Regions from separate parts of the Homo sapiens genome. Here region 1 is linked to region 2. A link is a contact called in ENCODE Hi-C or POLR2A ChIA-PET data. All regions are on one chromosome and are shown on one strand. The core of a region is the stretch at or near the end of the contact, and the rest is flanking DNA. Distances in the headings are between cores, read along the strand shown. Region 1 holds the start of TMEM19 (transmembrane protein 19). Region 2 holds the start of NAP1L1 (nucleosome assembly protein 1 like 1).

The links. Hi-C counts contacts between places; a loop is a spot of excess contacts on that map. ChIA-PET counts read pairs that join two places held with the same protein, here RNA polymerase II (POLR2A). Pooled maps may share reads with other maps.
Region 1: a map of naive thymus-derived CD4-positive, alpha-beta T cell shows a loop between it and region 2 (21-fold over the local background). The contact joins the promoter of TMEM19 here to the promoter of NAP1L1 in region 2. A Hi-C loop is called at or near these places in 2 of 168 maps with a recorded cell type or tissue (both naive thymus-derived CD4-positive, alpha-beta T cell), 1 of 37 single-sample maps with no recorded cell type and 7 of 50 pooled maps. POLR2A ChIA-PET finds 5 or more read pairs at or near these places in 1 of 52 experiments (naive thymus-derived CD4-positive, alpha-beta T cell).

Annotation. Positions count from the first base shown.
Region 1 is chr12:71,682,038-71,688,419 of GRCh38, forward strand. It overlaps TMEM19 (transmembrane protein 19), which reads left to right and starts at 4,045. Exons shown (of 6, transcript NM_018279.4): 1 at 4,045-4,773. The coding sequence starts at 4,644. It overlaps LOC124902965 (a long non-coding RNA gene), which reads right to left and starts at 4,027. Exons shown (of 2, transcript XR_007063367.1): 1 at 3,885-4,027. RefSeq lists silencers at 4,317-4,386, 4,377-4,592 and an enhancer at 5,941-6,010.
Region 2 is chr12:76,083,241-76,089,414 of GRCh38, forward strand. It overlaps NAP1L1 (nucleosome assembly protein 1 like 1), which reads right to left and starts at 1,445. Exons shown (of 15, transcript NM_004537.7): 1 at 1,327-1,445. LOC124902970 (a long non-coding RNA gene) reads left to right here and starts at 1,845. Exons shown (of 2, transcript XR_007063379.1): 1 at 1,845-1,927; 2 at 2,971-3,493. RefSeq lists silencers at 760-829, 880-939, 1,010-1,059, 1,200-1,279, 1,720-1,879 and an enhancer at 1,175-1,716.

The DNA.
Region 1 (6,382 bases), core at 2,795-5,294, 4.4 Mb before region 2:
TACTATCTTAACACTCATTAAGAGACACTGATCAAACTAGGATGTGCCAGACAGACATGGTGTCCGTCCTCAAGGTTACTGGAAAACAGTATTCCATTTCTTTATTCCTGCCCTCAATTGCTCCCCACCCTCTCCCTAAGGCCCTTTTAGAATGAGCTCAACCTAATACAACAAATCCATCTTCAAATTGCTCCCTAGTCTTTTAAAATCTATACTACAAACATTTAAAAAACAAAATATTCGGGTTTAATGTCAAGAAGGCATATACTGGTTGGATGCAGTGGCTCACACCTGTAATCCCAACACTTTGGAAGGCCAAGGCAAGAGGATCACTTATAGCCAGGAGTTTGGGACCAGTCTGGACAACACAGTGAGACCTCACCTCTATTTTTATATTAAAAATTTTTTAAAAGAGGTGTCTATTTCTCAGATGAATTTTCAGTTTAATAAATTATTTAGCAAACACTCCAAAATGTGTTATTTCTAACTCTTCTCCATTCTCTTGAACTTCCTATTTTCATGTTCTTTTTAACCACCAAACAAACCTTTACAAATTGCCCTTGTTTAGCTTAGTCACTGAGCAAACTCTTTGTCATCTTTCAATTCTTACCTTGGATGCTCCCCTCTCTTGTGTGACACCATCCCTAAACATACCAGAGTGACATAAGTGCTTTTCTCCTTGAGTCCTGTTTATATATGACTTGGATAAAGTCATCATCTTTTTATAATGTAATTGTCTACATGTCCATTTTCATCTGCTATGCTCCTTCACCACACATACACATGTGGTGTATGTGTGTTGGCACTCAAATCACTCAAATATTCGCACATTTCAGAAAATCTAAACCAATCCCTTTGAATTAGATTCAAAGGGATTGTAAATAAAATCTGATAATTTCCTATCACACAGTAAGTGCTTTTTGACATTAGGATAATTTTTGTGATTGGTATTGAATATAAATGTCTATCATAGAAAAATCCAAACTTTATATCAAAGAGCACTTAACCATAAATGGGTATTTATATTGTGAAATTTAAAGATCAGCGCAACAATGAACTTTCAGTTTATTCTATGATTGCTATAGTAAGTCTCAAACTGCATGTTTTCTACAGGAAATAAATCTGATGAAGACAATTAACTGTTGGAACCATTTAAACAAATGTGTTTGTTTCTTAACTTCTTAGAGTCATTAATAATACACTCTAACTATCCCATGTAGAGACAACATTTCTCAACCTTAAATTTGATCACAGGTATCTTTTGAGTGGTAGGGATGCCTACTAATAACAAAGAATAACTACTATTAAGTTAAAAAATATAGTTTAGGAAATGCCTAACCAGAAATTTTCCATTGCCAGAAAATGGCTTCCAAAGTAAATAGAAAAACAAAGACTTTGTTGAAATTTTTAAGATTGATAGTCTATAAAAATTGTAACAGTAAAATCGTGATTTTTTAAAAGTATACAAGAGCCCCTCCCACTCCCTTTATCCTTGGAGATACATTCCAACACCCTCAGTGGATGTTTGAAACCCTGGAAAATACCAAACCCTATATATACTATTTTTTTCCAATTCCTATATACCTATGATAAAGCTTAATGTATAAATTAGGCACCGTAAGAGATTAGGAGGAATACCTAATAATAAAATAGAACAATTATAACAATATATTGTAATAGAACTAAAATAAGGGCACTGTGATACTGCAACAGTCCATCTGATAACTGCAATGGCTCCTAAGTGACTAACAAGAGAGTAATGTCTATTGCATGGATGGATATGCTAGATAAACGGAGGATTCACGTCCCAGGTGGGATGGAGCTGGATGGCATGAGATTTCATCATGCTACTTTGGCATGCAATTTAAAACTTATGAATATTTCTGGAATTTTCTTTTTAATATTTTCGGATTGTTACCGGTGGAAGGTGTCCAGGTTCTTGGTGTTTTGAACAAAGAACTGGAAAAACACACAAGCAAAGCAAGGAAAGAATGAAGCAACAAAAGCAGAGATTTACTGAAAACAAAAGTACGCGCCACAGGGTGGGAACCATCTGAGCATAGGGGCTCAAGGGCCTCCTTACAGAATTTTCTAGGGTTTAAATACCCTCTAGAGGTTTCCCATTGGTTACTTGGTGTACACCTTATGTAAATGTAAATGAAGTACTAGCCCACAATCAGTCTGATTGGTTGTGAAAAACAACCAATTAGAGGCTGAAGCAAAGTTACAAAGTTACACTCCTACGCAAACGTCTGATTGGTTGCAGAAAGCTACCAAGCAGAGATACTTTCAATTTTCTATCTGCCACGCAGAAAAAAAGAGGGGTTTGCAAAGGGCGTAGCTTTGGGTCCTTTTGTTACTTAGGTATGGGAAGTTGGGGTTTTCCTTTTGATTTAGCTCTAGGAAGTCAGCATGAATCGGCCTTAGGTTCCCTGCCTCAATAGGAGACCCTATTCTCCTGCCTCAAGATCATGTTTAACCCTTGGTAACTGAAACTGCCTATTGCATATAAGAACTACTGTATTTTAATTATATTAACTCCTCTAAATTATTTTGGTCTTAAGCTAGAATAACTTTTATGGAGAAAAACATCTATAATTGGTCACTGAAAAAAATAGAAGGGAAAATATTCATCTAAAGGGTCAGTTCACTGACACTACTATTTAATATGCATTTTTTAGCCAGATCTAATAGTCATGAGAAAATCATCCCTGACATCCAGGGACTGACCTGACACAGCTACACCACAGTGTTGGGAGATAGCTTGACATTCACAACTAGGCTATGATTTTCCTATCGAACACCAACTAATCAGAGAGGGTCACTCTGTGACTGTGGTGAAGCAAGGCAAAAAAAAGAAAAAAAAAAAAAAGACCAGTTTATAATTTTGTCTAAGCAGAGACAAAAACAATGCGACTGTGCAAACCACAAAACATTAGCTTTCATTATTAATAATTTTACCCAGTAGTCTGGTAACATTGATACTGGCCAGTCAGCTTGGTGAAATAATCCAAACATTTACCTATGCAGAACAGACTAAGACAAAAATAAAGTAGGCACATAATACATTTCAGCATAAAGACCATATATGTATATTATCTAGTACAGGAAGCCCACTACTATTTAGTCCTACTTCACAGATTTGATTCTTAGTTAACTACTTAATTAGATGTCTTACCAAAGAAAATGACAAGCTGTCTTGGCATGTATTTTGAAATTTAAAATAATGTGAGCTTTTTTAAAGTAACTACTCTTGGGGCTTAAAACACAATTGCATACTGTGTCTGAAATGGATTTGGCTCCTCTTCTTACACTGTCAGCAATTAACTGAAAAAATTGATAAATATTATGTAATTATCAGTTAATTACTGTTAACCCAGGCAAACAAGTTAATTTCACATAAAACATGAAATCAGGCCGGGCGCTGTAGCTCACGCCATTAAACCCAGCACTTTGGGAGGCCGAGGTGGGTGGATCCCCTGAGGTCAAGAGTTCGAGACCAGCCGGGCCAACATGGCAAAACCCCGTCTCTACTAAAAATATAAAAATTAGCCGGGCGTGGTTGTGGCGCCTGTAATCCCAGCTACTCCGGAGGCTGGAGCAGGAGAATCGCTTAGAACCTGGGAGGCGGTGGTTGCAGTGAGCAGAGATCGTGCCACTGCACTCCAGCCTGGGCGGCAGAGAGAGACACTGTCTCGAAAAAAAAAAAAAGAAAAGAAAAGAAATCAGCCACGATTCAGATTTTTAATGCTAACAAGACGTTTTGCTTTCTAAATGCACACACCTTTAATATAAGGGGTGTGAGGACAGATATTTCCACAATCTAAGTGGTGTTATGACAATAATTACGAGAGCTCAGTAATAGAAACTATGTTTAACTTTACCTCGCTAGCAGCCAGGAGTCTAGCACATTATAGGTACTAAACAATGTTGTTTAGTACCTATAATGTGGTTTTGGAGAAGCAGTGCAAACGCAGCCGGCCAGGATGCCAGCAGTGCCTGCCCACGTGAGCTAGGCGACATCCCCCTAAGCGGCTGCGGCGCATGCCCACAGCGGGCGAGGCGCTAGAGGCGGGGGCGCCGGGAGGCGCGGGCTTTGCTCCTGGGGTCTCGGCCTTGGCCGGCTGGACCTGACCCTAGGGCGGCTTGCGCAGCTGTCGGGACGTGACTGCGTTCAGCCGCGTCGGGCGTGCTTCCCAGACTTGCCCAAGTTCGGGTGCCCTAGCTGCCCCTTTGCAGCCGCTGGCCTACCCGGCCCGCGGGTGAGAAGGTTGCGACGGGAGGTGGGTGGAACTCGCCAGCGCCGGGACCGCGGATTGGCTGCCTCGGCTTTCTCTTTTCCCCGTGGGCTCCGGCGTGAGGCGCTGAAGCGGCCGGCAGCCGGCGACCGGCCCTCACCGTCCGCCGGGTTGCGCTCTGCTTTTGCGGTGAGGCGTTGACCACGCCCATATGAATTGGAGCTCTCCGCCAGTAGGAGTTTCCGGAAGGAGTTTGAATTTTTGTGATTTTTATGCTTGTTTGGTCGGTGGAATATGTTGGGATTTATGTTTGCCTCTGAACAAGTGTCTTGCTCACATCGTAAATGACTTTCTCTCCGAAACGCTAAATATTCTTTCCCGCAGGAGCTCATATCCTTATTTTCCATGACAGATCTTAACGACAATATATGCAAAAGATATATAAAGATGATAACTAATATAGTTATACTGAGCCTGATCATTTGCATTTCGTTAGCTTTCTGGATTATATCAATGACTGCAAGCACCTATTATGGTAAGTCTGAGTGTTCTAAGTTGTTTCTCTGTAATCTAGTCAGAGGAAATTAAAACCATACCATTGTGAAATCCAAAACTCATATCCTCTGAATGGTTATGAATGGTTGTGTTTACTTAACTTCCATAGCCTGATTTAACTTACTAACATGATAGTATAAACAATGCCTTTAATAAATGCTTGTTGTGATAATTCGAGTTATACCTATTTCTTTTTTTTTTTAATTTTTATTTTGTATAAGATAGGGGTCCCTCTGTGTTGCTAGGCTGGTCTCAAACCCCTAGGCTCAAGTGATCCTCCCACCTGTGTCTCCCAAAGTGCTGGCAATACAGGCCACCACTTCTGGACTAGTTACACCTATTTCAAAATGTCTTTATATTTTATGTAACTATTCCATCTGTCTTGGTAAAAGATAAGTGAGGCGAATATAGCTTTGTAAAGCAATTACAGTGATGCTTTTAATTTTGAATAAGAATATTAGTAATGGGCCAGGCGCGGTGGCTCACGCCTGTTATCCCAGCACTTTGGGAGGCCGAGGCGGGCAAATAACCTGAGGTCGGGAGTTCAAGACCAGCCTGGCCAACACGGTGAAACCCCAGCTCTACTAAAACTAGAAAAAAGCTGTAATCCCAGCTACTTGGGAGATGGAGGCAGGAGAATCACTTGAACCCTGGAGGCGGAGGTTGCAGTGAACCAAGATTGAGCCACTGCACTCCAGCCTGGGCCACAGAGCGAGAATCCGTCTCAAAAAAAAAAAAGTAGTAATGTAGTTTATCAGTTTCACATGTTCTGTAAAAATAATAAGAATTAAAAACGGTATACTATTTACATTTGGAGAGCTGAAGGACTTATCTGCCATTTGGTTGCTTCAAAAGAATAGACTCCTTTTAAAGCCTAAAGCTACATTGCTTAAATATAAGGTACTCTGGACTCAGATCTTTAAAGTTTTAAAGGTGCTTTAGAGCATAAGCCTCCATTTACACAAACTTCCTTCTCCTATGAAAACAAAATACTGGTCAGTTTGCAACAAAGGAAAAATGAAAAGGAGAATGAGAATGCTTGTATCGTAAGGGATTGCCATTTCAGACTGTAGGCTTTTTGCAAAGAGACATGTGAATAGTTGGAAAGGGTTCTCCAGGCTACAGAAGCTCTCAGTGCAGTTCGTTCATAATGATTCACAGTGGGGCATCAGAGTTTTAGGGGAGGGGTGTAAGAAAAGATTCTTGTTAGTGACAGTATTTACTATGACTTGAACTAAATGGAATAAATCAGGATTTGTAAACTGAAATATCCCTCTGGGGCCAGTCACCTAATGCAAATGAATCTGTGTACGTTTTTGTGTATTAGACCTGTGGTAATAGTTTTCATTTCCAGAAATAGGATATTTCTCATCTTTTGTTGAATGCTTGGGCCCTCTTTGTCTTTCATTTCCCCTTTATTTTTCTGAGACGGAGTTTCGCTCTTTTTGCCCAGGCTGGAGTACAGTGGCACGATCTCAGCTCACTGCAACCTCTGCCTTCTGGTTTCTCCTGCCTCAGCCTCCCAAGTAGCTGGGATTACAGGTGCCTGCCACCATGCCTGGCTAATTTTTGTATTTGTAGTAGAGACA
Region 2 (6,174 bases), core at 195-2,694:
CCACCTCCCATCTTAAAAAGGAAACCGTTAAGTATCTTATTCTAGTGACTTCAATAAAGGAACTAATTTATAAGACAGCCAAGAACAATTAAAGTCATAAAGGGCCAAACATTTTATTTTCATCTAAGAACCGTTTGCAGGGGTGGTCCGATCTTTTGGCTTCCCTGGGCCACACTAGAACTGTCTTGGGCCACACGTAAAATACATTAACTAGCTGATGAGCTTTTTTTTCCAAAAAAAAAAAAAAAAAAAAAACCTCATGAATTTGTGTTGGGCCACATTTAAAGCCGTCCTGGGCCGCGGGTTGGACAAGCTTGGTTTAGGGGTTTAGATCGATCAGGATCAATACTCCCCAAATAAAAAACCCTGATCAAGACACCCATCTAACAGTACCTGGGAAACACAATAACAACCTTTTGCTAATAACAGTTAATATAAGCGCTATATACGCGTTAACTTTTTAAAATACTAGCAGTGGAGGCCCTTCCTTATCATCAGCTAACATCCACAATCTCTGGTACCAATAAAAAGATTAAGACCAAAGAGAAGCAGGGAAGAGTTTGAAACCCAGGGACAGGGCTTACTCGCTTACCCTTCCTTTTCACATTCCACCGTCTCTACAACTTTCAAAGTAAGCACAGACCGAGGGCAAGGGTCTCCAACCAGGCCCAGCCAGTGGCCATGAAGCCCATTACCACGTGTGGAGCGAAGCCGCCGGGGGTTTCCCCTCCCCGCGCGGCCGCCCCCAATGGGCGGAGAGCCCGGGAGCGTCGCAGCCTCCCCCGCCCCCTCCCCGCCTCGGGGACTCGTCCCTCCACAGCCCCTCCCTCCCGTCGGAATTCGCAGCCTCCGCCGTTCTTTTCATCTCCCAGCGGCCTCCCTCCTGGTATTATTTTTGAGGGAAAAGCAGGGGGGTGTCCAAGAGGCGGCCGGCTCTGCACTCGGCCCGGCCCGTACGCCGGGGGCCTCCCGGTCCTCGCGGCGCAGCCGAGTCTCAGGGCACCCGGGCGTCACCGCGGCCTCGCTCCGGTCCACGCGGAAAAGACGGTGGAGCTCAGAGAACCTTAGGCCTCCAGGCCGCGCCAACCCCTACGTCGCCTCAGCCGTCCCCGATAAAAGCGCTGGTCGGCCCCGGGGCCCCTCTCAGGCTCCGGGGTCCGGACTCCGCGGTCCTGTCCGACCTCACAGGACGACCCCGGAGGCCACGGGCGGCCAGCGGCCCCGACTCCCGGCTCCCAGTCCCTCCATCCCTCCGGCCCTCCCATCTGCGCAGGCCGCCCAGCCAACACCACGTTCCCCCTTCCCTTCCAGGCCCCCATCCGTTACCGGCGACTAGTATGGGGAGCCAGGCGGCCGGAGCTGCGCAGGCAGTGACTCAGGGCGGCAGCGGCAGCAGCAGCGGGAGGAGCAGGAGGCGGCGCCGCGAGCAGATGGCGCTAAAAAAGACCCAAGAGCCCGCCGCTCGCGCTCATATACAATTAGCGTCAGCACGTAGGGCCCTTTCGCCGCCCTCCTCCCGGCCTTGTAGTCTCCCAGCAACGCGAGCGAGAGGCGGGTCCAGGCCGGGTTGCCTAGCAACTGAACCGTCCTCCTTCCCCGGCGACCTCCATACCCCCACCGAGGACTCCTGCAGCCCCGAGGCCCAGGCGCCGCGCTTGGGCTCCTCTGGTTCCCGCCGGTGTCTAACCTCCTCTGTTAAGCACCCCACCATATCTTTTCTCCCTGCTGAGCCGGAAAGGAAATTTCAACCCCATCAGTTGTGGGGAAGGCCTGGCCCGCGTGCCCGGCGCCCGGCCCGCCCCGCCCCCTTCGGCGTTGTGCTGGGAACGCTCAGGGCTGGCGCCAGTCGCCTGGTCCCTCGCTCGCCGCAGCCTAGACGGCGGACGCTCCCTGTCAAGGCCTAATTCCTGCAACTCGCCGGCCCCCGGTAACCGTTTTCCTTCCCCGCCTAAGAAAAACAGTTTTTTCCTCTAGACCACTTCGGCGGCCTCTTCTGACAGTTTTGCTTCTCCTATGCCAGCGGGTCTCCGCGCCTTTAGGGGGTGCTCGTCATCCTTTGCCCCCCAACCCCCCGCCACATCCTCGTAACTGATGTACAGTCCGTCAGTTCGGCTTCAGTTCTTTTGACGGATGAAAATGGCATATTTGTGCATTCTCTGGATGCGTTATAATGAGGACACTCAGTACGTCCGTTGTTTCATCTTTCTGAAAAAGTAAATCACATTAAATCCTCAGGCTTGTAAAACCTCATAGCTAATTTTCAAGTGATGATGAATTGACTAATACTAACTCAAAAAGTTGTTCTCAGAGTATGGTCTGAGGGTCCCCAGACCCTTTCATGGGGAAGGTCAAAACTATTTCCATATTAATGTCAAGACTGCCTTTTGCATTCTCATTCTCTCACAAGTGTACAGTGGGGTTTTCCGGAGGCTACGTGACATGTGATAAGGAAACAGACTGAAAATAGAAGCAGATAGGAGAATCCAGTCATCTGCGGTTAAACCAGACGTTAAAGAGATTTGCAAAAACTCGATTTGGGGGCAAGGGGGAGTAGTTATTTTTCATATAAAAATTATTTTTTGTTAATATTTGATTGCTTTATTGTTTTTAAATGAAATACTCTTAAAATTTCTCACTTTTAATTTCTGATATAAATATCAGTATCAGTAATGCACATAAAAGTTCTTTGGGGTCCTCAACTTTTAAAGGAGTGTAAAGGAATCCTAAGACCACAAAGTTTGAGAACCTCTTCTCTAAATCTTGCATTTATTGAAACTTCAAACTGCCTAGAATCCCCTATTGTAATCCACACATTTAGCAACTTTATCTTCCGTTTTAGGGGATACAATGTTTTCCTTGGCCCTCCAGAACCTCATTGAAATTATTTGCCTTCCCACTCTATACTGCAGACGACTCTGTTTATTCATTCATTTTAGTTTTTCATATACAATTCCTTTGTTGTTCTCATAGCCTATTCCTGTACACCCTTCTCAACAATGATGTAATGATACAAGGAGCATAATAGCATCAATAATGGATCTTCAGGAAGAACCCACTATACATAAACAAGGTAGACCAGTGCTCAGTTTGAACATAAATTTGACACATTAATTTCAATAAGAACTTCAGGAATGTTGCATTTTAATCAAAGCTGTGCACGATGCAAGGTAATTAGCATATTAAAATGAACTAAATAACTTTCACTTTCTTTCCATAAATCTTTATGGTAGCAGAATTTCTGAGACAAAATTGAGAAGTTAGCTTTTGTGGTGGTTTTTATCCCACACCAGAGAGCCTCATCAATTTTCGGCACTTCGCTCATGAAGGCTCTGGATTTTTTAGGTTTCACCACCCCCCCACCAACCCCTATAACTTAGGTGTTATCATTACCAGTACATATGCTCTTTCCCCCTTTTCTCCAGCTTCCTCTTCTTTTTTCAGTGTATCCTAGCCAATCTAAGAAACTAAACAATAAAATATTTCTAATAATGCATGCCTTTGTAATATAGTCTTTTGAACCAGTTTGTAAATCTAAGTCTTTGCCATTAAAGTTCAGGGAAGGGCAGACATTTATGCATTCATTCAACAAATATTTATGTCAGGCACAACTTCGGACTCTGGAAATACAGCATTTAGTAAGAAAGACACGGTTCTTGATTTTATTGAAGTTATGGTCTAGTGAGGTGAGGCAAATGATTAGAGATAAAATAATTTTACTAATAAAATATTAGTAATAAAACAATTTCACTTATCAATAATAAATAATTGATAAGTGAATGCTATAAAGAAAATAAAATGAGAAAAGGGGTAGGAGGTGACTGACCTGAAGATACCTTTGAGCTTTTTTTTTTTTTTTTTTTCGACGGAGTCTCACTCTGTTGCCCAGGCTGGAGTGCAGTGGCGCGATCTCGGCTCACTGCAACTTCTGCCTCCCGGTTTCAAGCAATTGTCCTGCCTCAGCCTCCCGATTAGCTGTGACTACAGGCAGGCGCAACCACGCCCAGCTAGTTTTTTTGTGTTTTTAGTAGAGATGGGGTTTCACCATGCTGGTCAGTCTGGTCTCGAGCTCCTGACCTCAAATGATCCGCCTGCCTCAGCCTCCCAAAGTGCCGGGGTTACAGGTGTGAGCCTCTGCATCCGGCCACCTTTGAGCTTTTTACATTGGCCCCTCTTATACCCCCAAATCACACAATGTAGTTAACTCATCTAACTTAATTGCAATAAATGGTGACCCTGGTCACTGATCTTGGGCCATGCGAAATTTTCTGTTGCAGTTCCTTTTCTCATGCTCTCTTTGGAAGCATATATACTAAAATTAAAGGTCCTTTTTTCTCTATCTCCCATGATTTTCATTTGGTAGACTTTTATAGCATTGTAGCCTGGAGGCTTAGAGGGGTGGCTTTGGAGTCAAACAGCCTATTTTGTCCCCATTTTTCTACCACTTAATAGCTGTGTAACTTTGGATAAGTCAGTTAGCCATCCCAGGTTTCATTTTCCACATCTGTAAAATGGGGAAAATAAGCATGCATTTTTCATAGGGCTGTTGTGAAACTTAAAAAAATTTTTTTTTTTTTAAGTCAAGAGGGATCTTGGTATATTACCCAGGCTGGTCTTGAACTCCTGGACTCAAGAGATCCTCCCACTTCAGCCTCCCAAAGTGTTGGGATTACAGGCATGAGCCACCTTGCCCAGCTGTGAAACTTTTGGAGACAGAGTCTCACTCTGTCACCCAGGCTGAGGTGCAGTGGCGCAATCTCGGCTTACTGCAACCTCTGCCTCCCATGTTCAAACAATTCTTGTGCCTCAGCCTCCCAAGTAGCTGAGACTGCAGGTGCGCGCCACCACATCCCACTAATTTTTTTGTATTTTAGTAGAGATGGGGTTGCACAATGCCCAGGCTGGTCTCAAACTCTTGAGCTCAGACAATCCACCCGCCTCGGCCTCCCAAAGTGCTAGGATTACAGGTGTAAGCCACTGTGCCTGGCTCAGCTGTGAAACTTTAAATAACACATTTAAGTTGCTTAACATAATGCCTGACATATATAGTGACCGCTCAATAAAAGGTAACCATTTTTAACCTCTTACTGAAGTTTTGTTTTTATTTTTGTTTTATTTAAAGGTTTAAGGAACTACCCCGAAGTCTTCTGATAGTGTCTGACACTTTTTGTGACATATTTTATTAAAAGCTATCTAGTCACAGCTTTTAAAAGACATTTTCCTGAGCTGAAATAATCCACACCAATTACCACAAAAATATTATAGTCAACATTTCTCAATATTGGATAAGAACTATGAAGATCAACAAGAAATTTGATGACAAAGATGGTATTTTACCTGTGCTTGTGTCTGTGTTTCAGCCCCTATGTAGTAGAAAAAAAAGCATAGGCTTTAACATCAGACAGGTATAGGCTCCTTCAACACTGTGACCTTGCAAAAGTACTTATCCACTCTGATCTTCAAGCTTCCCTATCTGAAAAATGCATTAATAATTATAATAAAATCTGTGTCTTTATTAGCATGAAATAGAGAAATGTATGTAAGTTCCCAGAGCAATGACTTGCCCTTTAAGTACTCAGTATTTATTTTCTTCCCTCTGAATTAATCTGTAGGTAAAACATCCAAGGGAACTAATAATAATTATCATCTAAAAACTGCACAAGATACATTTAAATAACAGTTACGTTAGTTTCAGATCTGGATTTTTTTTCTACTTTTCCCCAAATTAATTTATAGCTGCAATGTAATCAAATTCCAAGTGGAAAATTATGGATAAGATGCCTTACATTTTTCTCTCTACATTCAAAAAAAAGGATTAATAGTTTTTTTGTTTAAAAAAAAAATCTTTTTTTTTTTTGAGACGTAGTTTTGCTCTTGCTGACCAGGCTGGAGTGCAATGGTGCGATCTCGGCTCACTGCAACCTCTACCTCTGGGGTTCAAGCGATTCTCCTGCCTCAGCCTCCCAAGTAGTAGCTGGGATTACAGGCATGCACCACCACGCCTGGCTAATTTTGTATTTTTAGTAGAGACGGGGTTTCTCCACGTTGGTCAGGCTAGTCTCAAACTCCCGACCTCAGGTGATCCGCCCTCCTTGGCCTCCCAAAGTGCTGGGATTATAGGAGTGAGCCATTGTGCCTGGCTTTTTTTTTTTTTTTTTTTTTGAGACAAGGTCTCAC